Linked DNA regions of Homo sapiens: region 2 is linked to region 1. A link is a loop called in an ENCODE intact Hi-C map of the cell type or tissue named here. Cell type or tissue: B cell. All regions are shown on one strand. Each heading gives the region's core, and the rest is flanking DNA. Links, peaks and the distances in the headings are about the cores only.

Region 1 (8,340 bases), core at 11-8,010:
ATATATATATATATATATATATATATATATATATATATATATATATATGTATATATTTGAGATGGAGTCTTGCTCTGTCGCCCAGGCTAGAGTGCAGTGGCATGATCTCGGCTCACTGCAACCTCCGCCTCCCAGGTTCAAGCGATTTTTCTCCCTCAGTCTCCCAAGTAGCTGGGACTACAGGTGCATGCCACCACGCCCGGCTAATTTTTGTATTATTAGTAGAAACGGGGTTTTACCATATTGGACAGGCTGGTCTTGAGCTCCTGACCTCGTGATCCTCCCGCCTCAGGCTCCCAAAGTGCTGGGATTACAGGCGTAGCCACTGTACACAGCTGGGAACCAGTAATATTTTATATGAATTAATGAAAGCACAGGGTACATAAATTATGCCACTAGAATTATTCTTTTGTTCATTATACTTCAAAAGTTAAATGGCCTGTAAAATGAGACTAGAAGATTCCTGTGTCAACATATTTAAAATACGGCCATGTTAATTATTTTAATGATTTTGTTTACAAGTTACAAGAAAAATTATGATGAGTATAACTCTATATACCATTATCAGACTTCCTCATAAGATCACTTGTTTTGGGAACTACAGACTTGAACCACAGAAATTGGAATATAAAATTTCTATCATTTGACTGTAAAACATGTTAACAATCGTTTTCTCCATCCAGGTACCATTTATATTTACACCATTTGCAGAAAACTGATGGTCATAGGTCAGTCTTCCAAGGTATGAAATGTACTGACAAAATATTTTCCCCTCTATTTCCTGTTTTATTTTTCTTAAGGCTTTCATTACACAGTATATTGAATGTTAAACAAGGAATATTTGGAGAATTATATAATATAAAATTTAGTAAATATATATTATATAGCTTTATTATTCTTAGTTTTGCTTTAATAGGGATCATATGTAAAAATATAGATGATTTAATGAAAAGAAAGGAAATTCCTGAAAATGTTAGTATTCTCTGTCTCTCAGATAGTCATGCTTGTCACGCTTGATAGTAAACATCCATCTGGTTGCTATAGCTTTAGGTAGGGTGACCATCCGTCCTGGCTTGCCCAGGAAAGTCCCGGTTTATGCCTGTTGTCCTGTTAGTAATTATCAGTAGTGCCCACTTTTACTAGTAAAAGTGGCCTGGGCCGGGTGCAGTAGCTTACACCTGTAATCCCAGCACTTCGGGAGACCTAGACTGGCAGATCACTTGAGGCCAGGAGTTTGAGACCAGCCTGGCCAACATGGCAAAACCCCGTCTTTACAAAAAATACAAAAATTAGCCGGACCTGGTGGCACATGCCTGTAGTCCCAGCTACTTGGGAGGCTGAGGTGGGAAGATTGCTTGAGCCTGGGAGGCGGAGGTTGCAGAGAGCCAAGATCGTGCCACTTTGCACTCTAGCCTGGGTGACAGAGCAAGACTGTGTCTCAAATGAAAAAAAAATAGAAAATTAAAAAAAGGTGTCCTGGTTTGGATGATAAACTATGGTTACCCCCTTTATGTCATGATACGGAGCTTGGATTTCATTCTGCTTGAAGTGCTTCCACTTCTGGCCTGCATGCTAATCGGGTGAATGCACACTTAAACTCTAACCCAGTTGCATGACAAAGGCAAGGAGACTTTATTTTATAATAAGATTCTTACTTACCAGTAGTCACTGCTCAGTGTTAGCTTGAGGAAGTTGCTGACACTTCTATTGACTTCCCTACAATGTTGGTAGCATTTTTGTCCACGGGAGACATATTTATTCCCTGTATTAGTTTTCCAGTTATTGGAATGTAGGCCAAGAAGGGCGAATATACTCCCGTTGAGACCCTGCTTGAGTTGTTGCTGGCATCTGAAACATGACTACTTTATTCTTTATTCCATACAGAACCTTACCCTGAATATTCTAACACTCAGGAGAGATATGTTTTTTCTTATTTCCTCAAAGCATAGCCAAGTATCTTAAAAGTTGACAACATCTGAAAAATAAAAATGGAAGTAAAGAAATTTGCATGCTCAATGGATAACATTAATTATGTGTTCTCTCTCTGTTTTGCTTCTCAAATTAAAAAACTCTATGACAGACAGTGACTTGAAGAAGCTCTGTGCCAGCTTTCTGAGTGTGAATTAAATTGAGGGGGGACTCTCCCAGGCCTAATGTAAACTTGGCCCGCAGACTACTGCAATGATGCTACATTCAGTTCCAGATGATTTCCTAAAGAGAATTTGCATACTCTGGTTGCGCTTGGTGTAACAACAACAAACATGGCTTCACAGGACCATCATAGTTTGGTCTGCTGCAGTGCTTGCTGCCAAAGCTTTGAAGGGCAGAAATGTCTGTGCCGACATTTGACTGTTAGTGTTTGTGCTTGTTAACACTGAGAGAATTTTAAAGTGACAGTCATCTTAAAATAATTTCTTATTCATAACCTTTGTAAGACATTTCTTCTCTGCCTCATATACCTTGAGTTTGTCTCTGATAAAATAAGGATAGTTGAGTATTTTGCCATGCTGATTAAATAGGTATTCTAATCTTATTAGGAGATAAATCTTCAGTTTTTCAACCATAAGGAAACCATGGGAACCGATAATATTTTATATGAATTAATAAAAGCACAGGGTACATAAATTTTGCCACTAAAATTATTCTTTTGTTCATTATATTTCAAAACTTAAATCGCCTGTAAAATGACACTAAAATGAGTATAGTTCTTTTTTTTTTTTTTTTGAGACTGAGTGTTGCTCTGTTGCCCAGGCTGGGTGCAGTGGCGCCGTCTTAGCTCACTGCAAGCTCTGCCTCCTGGGTTCAAGTGATTCTCCTGCCACAGCCCCCTGAGTAGCTGGGATTACAGGCACCCACCACCATGCCAGGCTAATTTTTTGTATTTTTAGTAGAGATGGGGTTTCATCATATTGGCTAGGCTGGTCTCGAACTCCTGACCTCCAGTGATCTTCCCGCCTCAAGCCTTCCAAAATGCTGGGATTACAGGCGTGAGCCACGGTGCCTGGCCCAAAATGAGTATAGTTCTGTGGTGCCAGTCTTGTGGGATGGGGATGGGAGGTGAGGGATGCAATAATTTTGGGGGAGGGGTGGGTGGTTGTACATTTGGCACCTGAAGATCTGAATGACATTCTTTCTGTTTCAAGGAAATTAATAATTTTCACCAGTAATTCCCAAACCTCCAGTTGGTAAATTGATTCCTGAGCTGAGGCTAAAAATGGATTTGATGGGTCCATTTAATGGAGACAAGTCTTTGGAGGTCCCACCGTGTGTGAGATGTCCTGGGTCTGAGGGCTTTGAATACTGTAGTGACTTCAGAGTTCAAGTATGTTATAGCCTAAGACGGAAGGAGAAATAGACCTGGGCTCCTCATGCTGTCTAAACTCCCGTTTTTATAGGATCTAGGCATGATGGCTAGCTTTTGTTATTATTGAATCTATACCATGTGCTAGGTCCTGTGAAAGGCTTATGAGGTGGGCACTAGCATCATCATCATTAACATTGATTGAATGAATGCCTACCGTCATCAAGTATGCTTGTAAGCACTTTCATTTGTCATCTCATTTAATCTTCACACCACCACTTTGAGAAAGGTGCTGTCATTACCTCTATGTTTTTTTTTTTTTTTTTTTTTGATATGGAGTCTCGCTCTGTCGCCCAGGCTGGAGTGCAGTGGCGCGGTCTTGGCTCACTGCAAGCTCCACCTCCCGGGTTCACGCCATTCTTCTGCCTCAGCCTCCTGAGTAGCTGGGACTACAGGCACCCGCCCCAATGCCTGGCTAATTTTTTGTATTTTTAGTAGAGACAGGGTTTCACCTTGTTAGCCAGGATGGTCTTGATCTCCTGACCTCGTGATCCACCCGCCTCGGCCTCCCAAAGTGCTGGGATTACAGGTGTGAGCCACTGCGTCCGGCCATTACCTCTATCTTATATAATAGATAAGGAAGCTGAGGCTGGGAAAAGTTACTTTGCTTAGGGTCACACATCTAGTCAGAGATGTGCTGAGACCAGGGGCAGTGTCACTCTGTACCATTAGAATAATGCATGTCTGTTGACTAAATAGAATCCCGTCATGACCCATTCTATTTTGGTTTACATACTCAAATGGAGAAGCTGCAGGGAAGGGGTTGATATTTTCTGATATAACCCTATCTTCCTAAAGACATCCTGAAAACCAAAACTAACCAGGGGCTCTTCCGTAGGTGAGAAACACCTAATTTAGTGCTGCAGCAGGTCACCAGCATAAGCTTAGGGAATAGAGGGCGGTCGGACTTCTGAAACCTCTTTCCCTGAAGACATATGACCATTTTGCTTTTGTTTATGGAATAATTTAGCTTCTTTGGTGGCATTTAAAACTGTAGTATAGTACTCAGCAAACATTAAAGAATACATCTAGAATCTGTTCATTCTAAGAAACGATTGATTTCTGTTTCATTTTACTATGAAACTGAAATGGTTTGACAACGTATGTGGCTTGAACAGTTACTGTCAAATTATTTCACGTACCATTACACAAACTTTAAGTCCTAACTTTGAAATTGCTTGTCATTTTCTTTAAATGGTGTAAGCTGATATAAATGAGGCTGCAGCGCCATCCTGTGGCTGAGCTGATTTAATCGTATGTATATTTCCTGCTCAACACCTGCAACATGCTCTTACTGGGGCCATGTTTTAGATATGGATATCATTTGACTTTTTAAAGTTTTTTTTTTTTTTTCCATGAAGAGAATAGTCCTGATGTATCCTATTAAATTTTTTAATTAATAGAAACAATTATTTGTAGCTTTTAAGGGTAAGAAAAAAATGCTACAAATTGAGTCATATTTTGAAAATGGCTTTTCCTGTTTAAACTTGAAAGATGGTTTTTCATAACCCTAAGTGGTTTATGGTGAGCTTCTCCCCTTTGTCAGGGCTCCTCTGTGTAGTGGAAAGAACACTGCATTTGGGAGTTCAAAGACCTGAGTTTCAGCCCCAGCTCTTTTGATTAGAGTGAGTTTAGCCTCATGGAGTCAAGCTAGGTTACTTTTAAGATCTCTTCTGGCACAAAAAACTTTGATTTTCCATAGCAAATCAAATACAATGTGAACAATTGTTAACTGAAGCTATTTTCATTTTGAAATGTGAAATTTCTAATACCAGGAGTCCTGAAGGATTTTAGAAAGATGTGAATTTAAAGGGGAAATTTAGGCATGGCTTAATCATATACCACCCAACCCAAACCACAACAATCTAAATGCAAAAATCTGAAATAGAGATTGTTAGGGAGCAGCAAATGTGAGAAAAATTCGAGGGTTTTTGGTGATATGATTAATTTCATATCAGTTCACAAAGTTCACAACAATAGCAATGACAGCAACAACAAAAACAGCAAGGAATCAACCTTAGTCTAATTTAGAAGAGGTACAGTGTCCACAACCAGGGACTGAAAGCATTCACTGTACTGTGGTCTAGCCATACACCCTGAAAGGATGCTGGCAACCTGGGGTAAAGCCACAGAAGGCCAATCATGGTGGAGAAGGGCAGTGCAGTTCCGTGAGGGATGGAAGTGCTTGGGGATATTTACCCTGGACGAGAGAGCTGAGGGAGAGGGCAGGCTACATAAATGTTTTTAGATTTCTGGATGGCTGTAATTTAGAAGTGAGTTCTGGATTGCTTTGTGCTGTTCTGGAAGACATGAGGACCAATGCACTGGAGGTATATTAAGGTGGATTTTATTTTAGATTATGGAAGTATTTTCCTAGCATGTCATGTACGTTGTCACTTTCTCCATAACAGCACTATTGTAATGTGAAAAAATACCCATTTTACAGATGAGAAAATTGAGGCGTAAAGAGGTAAAATGATCCAGCCACTAGGTGGTAAAATTGGGACCAAAATCCAGGTTTATTTGATTCTAATCTTGGACCATTTCTACTAAGCATCACAGGCCCCAGGCTGTAAGCCTTTTTCATTTTCCTTACCTCCTATACCAGCTAATCTTCAGAATCATATACTGGTTCCAGGCCAACAAATAACAATTGTATCATTGGAGTTAATTCCTAGACTACTGTTGACATGGTAAATGTTAATAAAAATGAGCAGAGAGGCTTATAATAAGACAAGACAGGCCGGGTGCAGTGGCTCATGCCTGTAATTCCAGCAGTTTGGGAGGCCGAGGCGGGTGGATCACTTGAGGTCAGGAGTTCAAGACCAGCTTGGTCAACGTGGTAAAACCCCCTCTCTACTAAAATAGAAAAATTAGCCAGGTGTGGTGGTGCACACCTGTAGTTCCAGTTACTTAGGAGGCTGAGGCATGAGAATCAATTGAACCCAGGGGGCGGAGGTTGCAGTAAGCTGCGATTGTGCCATTGCACTCCAGCCTGGGTGACAGAGCAAGACTCTGTCTAAAAACAAATAAACAAACAAAAAAGACATTTTAGGATGTCTTCCAAAATGGCTTGAGATTTTGAGCTTTTAAATTATCTTTTACTTTTTAAATGCTTGTTTCTTCTTGACACGTTATTTATGGTATTTTTGGTTTGAGTAATCAGCAACTTGTGCTCACAACTTAGAATTTGATTATATTTAATACAATTATCATTATTAACTTCAAATGAAAACAAATCCAATGGTGCCCTTTATTTTGCAGGCCTTAGAGTATCTCCTGTGGGCCAGCATGTGTATGGAGTCCTTGGTCCCGCTCCTGTCACTCAGGTACTTGACATGGCGCGCTACTCTCTACACAGCTGTTTGCCAGTGCTGCTATGACTGCCATGCCGGGATTCACGGAGAGGTATGCTGCTTTTTAACTCTGAGGAGTCGAGTTTTTTTTTTTTTTGAGATGGAATCTGGCTTTGTTGCCCAGGCTGGAGTGCAGTGATGTGATCTCGGCTCACTGCAACGTCCACCTCCCAGGTTCAAGCGATTCTCCTGCCTCAGCCTCCTGGGTAGCTGGGATTACAGGCATGCGCCACCATGCCCGGCTAATTTTTGTATTTTTAGTAGAGACAGGGTTTTGCCATGTTGATCAGGCTGATTTCGAACTCCTGACCTCAGGTGATCTGCCTGCTTTGGCTTCTCAAAATGCTAGGATTACAGGCGTGAGCCACTGTGTCCAGGCCCAATATTTTAAAATAGAGCGTATCCAGCATTTTCTTCCTTAGATGCCTGCCAGGGGAAAAACAAAACCCAACCAAAGAATTGAAATGAAGAAAAGACAAAAGTTCAGCTTTATTTGCACAAATTGGCTTGGCTTTTCCATTGTTTTTCTCTCTCACCCTCCTTTCTGCTCTCTCCTTTATTCTCTATTCATTTTCACCTTCTTTGCTCCATTTCTGAGTAAGATTTTTGGAATTTTAAAAATTAAGATTTTTATTTTTAAATGACAAATAATAATTGTATATACTTATGAGGTACAATGTGATGTTTTGTTGAATGTATGCACTGTGGAATGATTAAGCTAATTAACATATTCATCTTCTCACATACCTTTTTCTTGTAGTGAGAACACTTAAAATCTATTTACTAGTAATTTTGAAATATGCAATACGTTATTGTTAACTATGATCACCATGCTGTGCAATAGATCTCAAAAACTTCTATCTGTTGTCTTTCCATCCTCACTTTGCTCTTGAATACAAGCCACCTTCCCTCCTCGTTTAGTTTTGTGTTCCTTATCACTTAGTATGTACACTCTTGTCTTGCTTTTCTCTGCTAACCACCATTTAGTACACTTTGTTTTTCTTTTGTTTTCTTTCTTTATTTTTTAAGACAGAATCTTGCTCTGTTGCCCAGGCTGGAGTGCAGTGGTCTGATCACGGCTCACTGCAGTCTTAGTCTCTGGAGTATCTGGGACTACAGACACACACCACTATGCCAAGCTAATTGAATACACTTTCTAATGACCATTTAATACACTCTATTTTTTGTTTTTCCTTCTTTCATTTCATTTTGATTGAGTACTTGAAATATAACTTAACTTCAGGCTGGGCATGGTGGCTCATGCCTGTAATCCCAGCACTTTGGGAGGCTAAGGCTGGTGGATCACCTGAGATCAGGAGTTCGAGACCAGCTTGACCAACATGGTGAAACCCTGTCTCTACTAAAAATACAAAAATTAGTCAGGCATGGTGGTGTGCACCTGTAGTCCCAGCTACTCGGGAGGCTGAGGTTGCAGTAAGCTGAGATCGCACCGTTGCACTCCAGCCTGGGCAACAAGAGTGAAACTCCATCTCAAAAAAATTTATATATATATAAATTTATATATGTGTCACTCCAGAGCTTCTATTGGCCTGTAGAGTGCCCCTGTATCAATTTGAAAAAGGCACCTTCTCTACATTATGTGACACCTGGCTTGGTCAGTGG
Region 2 (8,340 bases), core at 107-8,106, 1.4 Mb before region 1:
ACCTCCGCCTTCCGGGTTCAAGCAATTCTCCTGCCTCAGCCTCCCAAGAAGCTGGGATTACAGACGTGCACCATCACACCTGGCTAGTTTTTGTATTTTTTTTAGTAGAGAAGGGGTTTCACCATGTAGGCCAGGCTGGTCTCAAACTCTTGACCTCAGGTGATCTACCCGCCTCGGCCTCCCAAACTGCTGGGATTACAGGTGTGAGCCACCGCACCTGCCCTTCAAGTCGTATGAAGAGAGTTTGTAATGGATTTTGTTATCAATATATTTTTACTTTCTAGCCCTACCTAAATAAACATAATATAAAAACTTCTGCAACCACAGAAGTTATTTACCTTGAGTGTCTCTGTAATCTCCAGCATCTTCTATGAGATTCTTCAAATAATCTAGAAAAGAAGAAAAAAAAGTATTTAAGTACAATAAACCAGTGAGCCCCAAACACATATCTTTCTTTTTCAATACTTCATTAGTCTTGCTGGTTAATATACATGCTAGTCCAACTTGTGCTAACTTTCTAAAAATGTGAAAAAATAAAGCCCTGAGATCAATTTGAAATCAAGACATAGAGTCAGAGCTAGAAAAAGCCTTGGAGGAAACATTGGTTATTTTAGAGATGAGGAATCAGATTACTGAGCAAAGGATCTCACCCAACTCACACAACCTCTAGTTGGCAGAGCCAGCATGAGAATTCAGGTCTCCTAATGCCCAATTCAGCTTTTATCCCAACACATAGGAAGTACTTTAATCTTGAGATCAGACACACGTCTAGTATAAAATTCTAAGGCATTAATCCAATCCCTAAAAGTCTCCTGGATTTGTTAATCTAAGAGTCTAACAATGCTCAGGACACCAAGGGAACTCAATATATGTATTTAAACAGGTGGTTTTCAAATGGGGACAAATTTGCCCCCTAGGGTACATCTGGCAATGTCTGGAGACAGTTGTGGTTGTCATAACTGGGGAAAAGCGGGGGCTACTGGTGGCTAGTGGTTAGAAGTCAGAGATGCAGACTGGACTCGGTGGCTGATGCCTGTAATCCTAGCACTTTGGGAGGCCAAAGGGGGTGGATCACTTGAAGTCAGGAGTTCAAGACCAGCATGGCCAACATGGGGAAACCCCATCTCTACTACACACACACACACACACACACACACACACACACACACACACACACACACGTCAGACGTGCTGCTAAATATCTTATAATGCAGCCCTGCAACAAAAAAAAAAATTATCTGACCCCAAATATCAATAGGTCTGAAGTTGAGAAACCTTGGTTTGGATAAAGATAGTCTGTAAATAAGTAATATGGTATATAGTAGTTCTTGTAATACAGAAAAAGAGGTAATAGAAGAACCTATATTTAATAAATCTTTAACACCAAGGTAAGTCATGGAATTTCAAGGCAATACTTCCTTCTCTGTTGAGAAATGCTGGATGGCCTCCCATTACCTGTTAAATTAATACAAATTCCTTTCTGGAATTTAAAGCCCCCTGCTACATGGTCCCTATCAATTTTTCTCTCTCTCTTGCTACTGCCTAAAATGGGCCCTTTGTTCTGACTAAATTTGATCTGTGCAACCCCTTAAACACTCCCCATGTGTCCCCCTGGCTTCACACCTTTTGTCTCTAATAGTCCCTTTTTCTCCATCCCTTCCTCTGTCTCGCTTATACAAATTCTACTCACACTCTTCAAGGCTCTTCTTAAATGCCCCTTCTCTTACAAAATTTCCATTTGAAAGAAACGTTTTCTGCCTTTGAATAACACATGACACAGCAGTCTCACTTTATGCTTCTATCATTTTCTTTTTCATTAGACTCAAAGCTCCTTGTGAGCAAGTCATCTGACACATCTTTCTCTCACATAGCACTTAGTCAGGGGCTTTGCACAAAGGGGACAATAAATGCTTACTGAATAAAAACAGTTCACTTACTCATTCAAGACAGAGTCTCACCCTGTCGTCCAGGCTGGAGCACAGTGCTGCAATCATTGCTCACTACAGCCTCAAATTCCTGGACTCAACCAATCATCCTGCCTCTGCCTCCCAAATAGCTATGACTACTGGTGTGTGCCTCCATGTCTGCTTTTTTTTTTTTTTTTGCAGAGGCAGGGTCTCGCTTTATTGCCCAGGCTGGTCTTTAACTCCTGGCCTCAAGCAATCCTCCTGCCTTAGCCTACCAAAGTGCTGGAATTACAGGCAGTGAGCCACTGCACCTGGCCAAGAATATATTATTTTTTAGATAGGATTGTATTTTAGTTGAGGTAAAAGGCAATAAATGCTGAAACCAATTCTAATGCCAGTGGGAACTGAGGAAATGAAAGGAGGAAAGGTGTGTTCAGTGACTGAATATATCTTTATCAGACCCAACTGCTAGTTAGTACTATTATGGAATAGATACAACTTCATCTCATGGATTTATGACATCATGCTCAGAGGAACAAAGGAAAACAGGGGTATTGGTGCCAGATCTTCAAACATAACAGATGACACAAACACGCGCCCAATTGCTGAAACTTCGTAAGTCTTTGAGACAGTGATCTAAGAGCCTGTGTGAGTCTAGACGTGCACCTTATAAATATCCAGCACTGGCAATAAGCCATGGTGAGATGTTATGTATAAACATATTAAGCTTCCCTGCGCCATGGCATAGGTTCTATCTTGCCAGAGACCATCGCTAGCAATTTAGATCTTAATCTGAATGAAGAGAGCATCCCCCGCAAAATATAAAGGAAAAATGAAGTGGGCACACACAAAAAATAAAAAATTCCCAAATTAACAAAATACATAAGTTATATGTTACACTTAGCCCCATCTGGAGATGAAAATAAATATTCTCACTCTGACCCCACTCAGAATGCATTCAATATATTACATAATCCGTGTCTGGTGAGTGCAAACATTTAACATTTCTATGGCTGACAGTTGACAGGGTTGGGGAGACAAACTTACCCTACCCTCCCTATTAGATGTTCTCAAACCCTAAGCTACCTCATTAATCAAGTGATTTTCCTTAAGCTGTTAGATAGTTACTATATCTTGTTGTGGGAAGGAATGCAGATTTACCTAAATATTGGACTCATGGCGACTTCCTAGTTTGTCTTAAATTTCTGTTTTTTAATACAGAAGTATATCCATGAAAACAGAGACATTTCTCTAAACCAAAAGGGCTCCCCAGAAGATGTCCATATTAGGAAATCCTGACCTCAGAATCACTGTGCTGAGCCTCATAAACTTCTAAGTTGCATTTTCTTTGCTTGTACTCAAACATGAACTTTTATGAACACAGTTGAAATACACTGAGCAGAAAACCCACCGTTAACACGTTGCAACATCATGCTATTAATCAAGGAAGTAACGGAGTTAGGTTTACCCTCCTTGCCAATTTTTAAAAATATCTTTATGGTCTACAAAATCCAACTCTCCAACTTATCCATCCATCCATCCATCCATCAACCCATCCATCCATCCATTCATGTTTTTAGGGCATCTTCTTGCAGTATATCTTTTTGAGAACTTTTACCTTGGCAAAGAGAGCAGGGCCTGGATCTCCTTAAACAGTTAAGAATCACCTGGGGCCTTAACTGCAGCATAAGAATGTGACTGATCACCCTGAGTCAGATGGGAGGAACAGGAAACCAGTAGCTGCCCCAGTAACTGTTATAACCCAGGTGAAACCCAGGAAAGGAGACCAGACAGACACGCCTATATTGGTCATAGTGAACCACCTATTACCTATCACTTAGGACCTGGTATTCGGCAGAAGCTTTCCTAATAACAACGAGGAGAGCAGTCATTTCAGTTTGCCATGTTAGACTGGTAGTATTCTATGACCTTTCTGCTCCTGCCAAAACAAATTGAGCATTATTCAAAACTTCACTAATAAAACTGCCTCAAATGCCACTGAGGTTATTTTTATCAAAGGAAAAAAAAAGCAGATGTTGGTTCAGCATGTAGGTACACTACAAAATGTACTCTCTGGCCACCAGGTGGCATCACTGATTAATAAAAGTTAATTAACTCCATCACCATCACCCAACATGAGTAGCAAAAAATTAACTGGAACACAACATACTATGTGCAACTTCTAGGGATATGCAAGCTGCCTTTTTTTTTTCTTTCTTTTTTTGGAGGGTCTCGCTCTGTTGCCTAGGCTGGAGTGTGCAGTGGTGTGACCAATGCTCATTGTAGCTTCAATCTCCCAGGCTCAAGTGGCTGTCCCACACCTCAGCCTCCCAAGTAGCTAGGACAACAGACCTGTACTACCACGTTGGGCTAAGTTTTTGATTTTTTGTAGAGACGATGTCTCACTATGTTGCCCAGGCTGGTCTTGAACTCCTGAACTCAAGTGATTCTCTCACCCTGGCCTCCCAAAGTGCTGGGATTATAGGTGTGAGCCACGGTGCCAGTACAAGTTAATTTTGTTCTCATATAAAATGCCCAAGGCCACCGGGCGCAGTGGCTCATGCCTGTAATTCCAGCACTTTGGGAGGCCGAGGTGGGCGGATCATGAGGTCAAGAGTTCGAGACCAGCCTGGCCAACATGGTGAAACCCTGTCTCTACTAAGAATACAAAACTAGCTGGGCATGGGGGCGCATGCCTGTAATCCCAGCTACTCAGGAGGCTGAGGCAGGAGACTCGCTTGAACCTGGGAGGCAGAGGTTGCAGTGAGCTGAGATCGTGCCACTGCACTACAGCCTGGGTGACAGAGCAAGACTCTGTCTCAAGAACAACAACAATAACAAATTCCCACGGCCAGGCATAATGGCTCATGCCTGTAATCCCAGTACTTTGGGAGGCTGAGGTGTGCAGATCACTTGAGGTCAGGAGTTTGAGACTAGCCTGGCCAATATAGTGAAACCCCATCTCTACTAAAAATATAAAAATTCACCAGGCATGGTAGTGGGCACCTGCAATCCCAGCTACTCAGGAGACTGAGGCAGGAGAATTGCTAACTCAGGAGGTGGAGTTTGCAGTGAACCGAGATTGTACCTCTACACTCTAGTCTGGATGACAGAGCGAGACTCTGTCTCAAAAAAAAAAAAAAGAAAGAGAGAGAGAGAAAGGATGAGGACCCAATATATACTATATCTTGTTGGAAATCTAAGTTTTCTGTATAAGGGTTCCCAGGGAGCCTTACCACCACTCATTGATTACCTAATCAATACATAACCAACTTAGAGCAGAAACTAGTCGGAAGTCCTGTTAACCATTAATAAAAATTAGTCATCTGTGGGAATCTGGGACTTTTTGCATTCAACACCCAGTCAGATTCCTGGACCGTGCACTGAGAAATGTTTGGCAGCAAAGCACAGAGGAAATGAGTGTATAGGAGGGATAACATTCCAAAGTCAAGTGTTTTGAATTTGAGGACATGTCTTGCTTTGTATTTTTCAGATTTCTTCTTTCCTCCATAAATATGTAGTGGGATCAGCAACACATACAGAATTATGGGATCCAGAGAAAAGTAAGTCTAGTCAATATGACTTTGTAAAGTTTTATGAAGTTTCAGATTTTGCAAGAAACAACCTAAAATTAGCCTGACTTGTGAAACAAAGTACTGATCATTTTAAATACCAAAAACAAGCATCAAGTGTCAACTTACAAAACATACTGACACTTCAAGGCAGCTTGGCGAAGTGGTCAAGAGCCCTTGCTCTGGAATTAGAAGACAGAAATTCCTGGGCCAGGTGCGATGGCTCATGCCTGTAATCCCAGCACTATGGGAGGCCGAGGTGGGAGGATACAGCCTGGGCACATAGTGAGACCCATCTCTAAGTCTTTAGATGATGATGATGATAATAATAATAAAGATAGAAATGCTTACTCTGCCTGGTCCAGCCACATCTAGTTGAGGCATGGGACTTTGGCCATGCCCCATAGCATTTTTGTGTGTTAATATCCTCATGCATAAAATAACTAGGCTGAACCAGAATGAAAACTGTAACGATTCTCATTCCAAAATATCATGAAACATATTTTGTTGAATAAAATAAAAAATGAAAAATTTGAAAAATTAAATAATGAGGAAAACTTAAACTATGAACATCTCTGAGAAAAACAATTACTAAACTATTTCCTTGTTTTTATAAATGCTTGATTTGACTTAAAAACCATCCTAGGGGTATATCATACAGTACTTAGGTGTTCTATTAGCTCTTTAGTGCATTTAATTTGTTTTGGCTATTTACATAAGTAGGATGGCAATACAACCTTATCTCCCCATATAGTCCTGCCTTATACCTGCTGTCCAGGCATAATTATAAATACTGTCCTCTTTTACTTTTGTAAGTTAATGGGTTTGGATTTATAAGTAACACTGATTAGCACTGTCGGCTGGTGTGGTGGCTTACACCTGTAATCTCAGAACTTTGGGAGGCCGAAGTGGGCAGATCACCGGAGGTCAGGAGTTTGAGACCCGCCTTGCCAACATGGCAAAAACCTGTCTCTACTAATTAGCTGGGGGTAGTGGCACACGCCTATAATCCCAGCTACTCGGGAGGTGGAGGCAGGAGGATCGCTTGAACCCAGGAGGCAGAGGTTGCAGTGAGCCAAGATTGTGCCACTGCACTCCAGCCTGGGTGACAGAGCAAGACTCCATCTCAAAAAAACAAAAATAAAAATAAAAAAATAGGCCAGGTGCAGTGGCTCATGCCTGTAATCCCAGCACTTTGGGAGGCTGAGGCGGGAGGATCACGATGTCAGGAGTTCGAGACCTCCCTGACCAACATGGTGAAACCCCATCTCTACCAAAAATACAAAAGTTAGCCGGGTGTGGTGGAATGCTCCTGTAGTCCCAGCTACCCAGGAGGCTGAGACAGAAGAACTGCTTGAACCCAAGAGGCGGAGGTTGAAGTGAGCTGACATCACGTCACTGCACTCCAGCCTGGGTGACAGAGTGAGTCCGTCTCAAAAATAAATAAATAAAAATAAATAAATAAATAAATAAATAAAGCATGCCTTCTTCCATATTTCAGATTCTTTTCTTGGGATCAGGGAGAATAATTTATTTATTTATTTATTTATTTTTTATTTTTTTTGCTTCATGATTTGTGATATAGAAAAAAATTAAAGTTAAAAAAAATTTTAGGCTGGGCATGGTGGTTCATGTCTGTAATCCCAGCACTTTGGGAGGGTGAAGGAGGTGGATCACCTGAGGTCAGGAGTTCAAGACCAGCCTGGCCAACATAGCGAAACCCTGTCTCTACTAAAAATACAAAATTAGTAGGGCATGGTGGTGTGCGCCTATAGTCCCAGCTACTCGGGAGGCTGAGGCAAGGAGAATTGCTTAAACTCCGGAGGCAGAGGTTGCAGTGAGCCGAGATCGCACCACTGCACTCTAGCCTGGGTGACAGAGTGAAACTCCACCTCAAAAATAAAATGAAATAAAATAAAATATTAAATTATTTTTGGGTGCTTGATACATATCACAAAAAACCTTTCCTAAAGGGATGTGAAACTTTTAATACAAATATATGAGAATAACAGTTTCAGTAAATGCCAATTTTGTGTGCTGCAGTTTTTTATTGCTAATAGAATTGGTAACTGTTTTATTTGATAGTTATCATTCGAAGGACACAATACACCACTATATATTTATTATGTGCTCTTTTTTTCTAAGTTATTATATTTGTTCATATTTTTAGTCTAGATGTCTATTTTTAGTATTTGTGCTGAAATGAAAATTTCCTAGAGGTATATTTTCTGATGTGCTGTTTGCCTTTTTACTTTGACTGTATTTTAAACTTTTATAATATTTTAATGTTATTATAATGGTGCAAATGTGCCTCAAAAAATAAAATAAATAAAATGAAATGAAAAGTGTCAATATTTTCATTTACAGGCTGGCTGCTGTGGCTCACCCCTGTAATCCCAGCACTTTGGGAGGCCGAAGCGGGCAGATCACTTGAGGTCAGTTGTTTGAGACCAGACTGGCCAACATGGTGAAACCCTGTCTCTACTGAAAATACAAAAAATTAGCCGGGCATGGCGGCAGGCACCTGTAATCCCAGCTACTAGGGAGGCTGAGGCCGGAGAATCACTTGAACCCCTTGAACCCAGGAGGTGGAGGTTGCAGTGAGCTGAGTTCACATCATTGCACTCCAGCCTGGGTAATAAGAGTAAAATTCCGTCTCAAAAAAAAAAAAAGATATATATATATATATGTATATATATATATATATATATTCCTTTATAATTAATTTTTCTGGGCCTACAAAACTATCTTTCATCCTGTCCTCATTTTAGAGTTTCAATAAATAGCCAGTTTTATAATTCTTCATATTTAGCTCTGATTTTATTTGTAGTATATGTATTAATGTAGGAACCTTAATTTGT

Evidence for each region. Hi-C counts contacts between places; a loop is a spot of excess contacts. Peaks named below come from ENCODE experiments on the same cell type or tissue, not always from the same donor. Only the 100,000 strongest peaks of a DNase experiment are listed, where the experiment ranks them.
Region 2: a loop joins it to region 1, with 19 times the contacts of the local background. A loop is called at or near these places in 3 of 110 quality-filtered maps.

What each region holds. Positions count from the first base shown.
Region 1 is chr12:96,512,303-96,520,642 of GRCh38, forward strand. It overlaps CFAP54 (cilia and flagella associated protein 54), which reads left to right. Exons shown (of 68, transcript NM_001306084.2): 5 at 684-742; 6 at 6,626-6,769. Among named protein-coding and RNA genes, the nearest start is that of CFAP54, 27 kb to the left of the region's middle. RefSeq lists a silencer at 4,420-4,529. In B cell, for the core only: CTCF peaks have their summits at 4,580 (motif pointing left) and 4,779; DNase peaks (open chromatin) are centred at 2,219 and 4,589; H3K4me3 peaks cover 327 bases; H3K27ac peaks cover 1,154 bases.
Region 2 is chr12:95,113,313-95,121,652 of GRCh38, forward strand. It overlaps FGD6 (FYVE, RhoGEF and PH domain containing 6), which reads right to left. Exons shown (of 21, transcript NM_018351.4): 9 at 339-389. Among named protein-coding and RNA genes, the nearest start is that of NR2C1, 44 kb to the left of the region's middle. RefSeq lists an enhancer at 1,428-2,161. In B cell, for the core only: CTCF peaks have their summits at 3,947 (motif pointing right) and 4,146; a DNase peak (open chromatin) is centred at 3,999.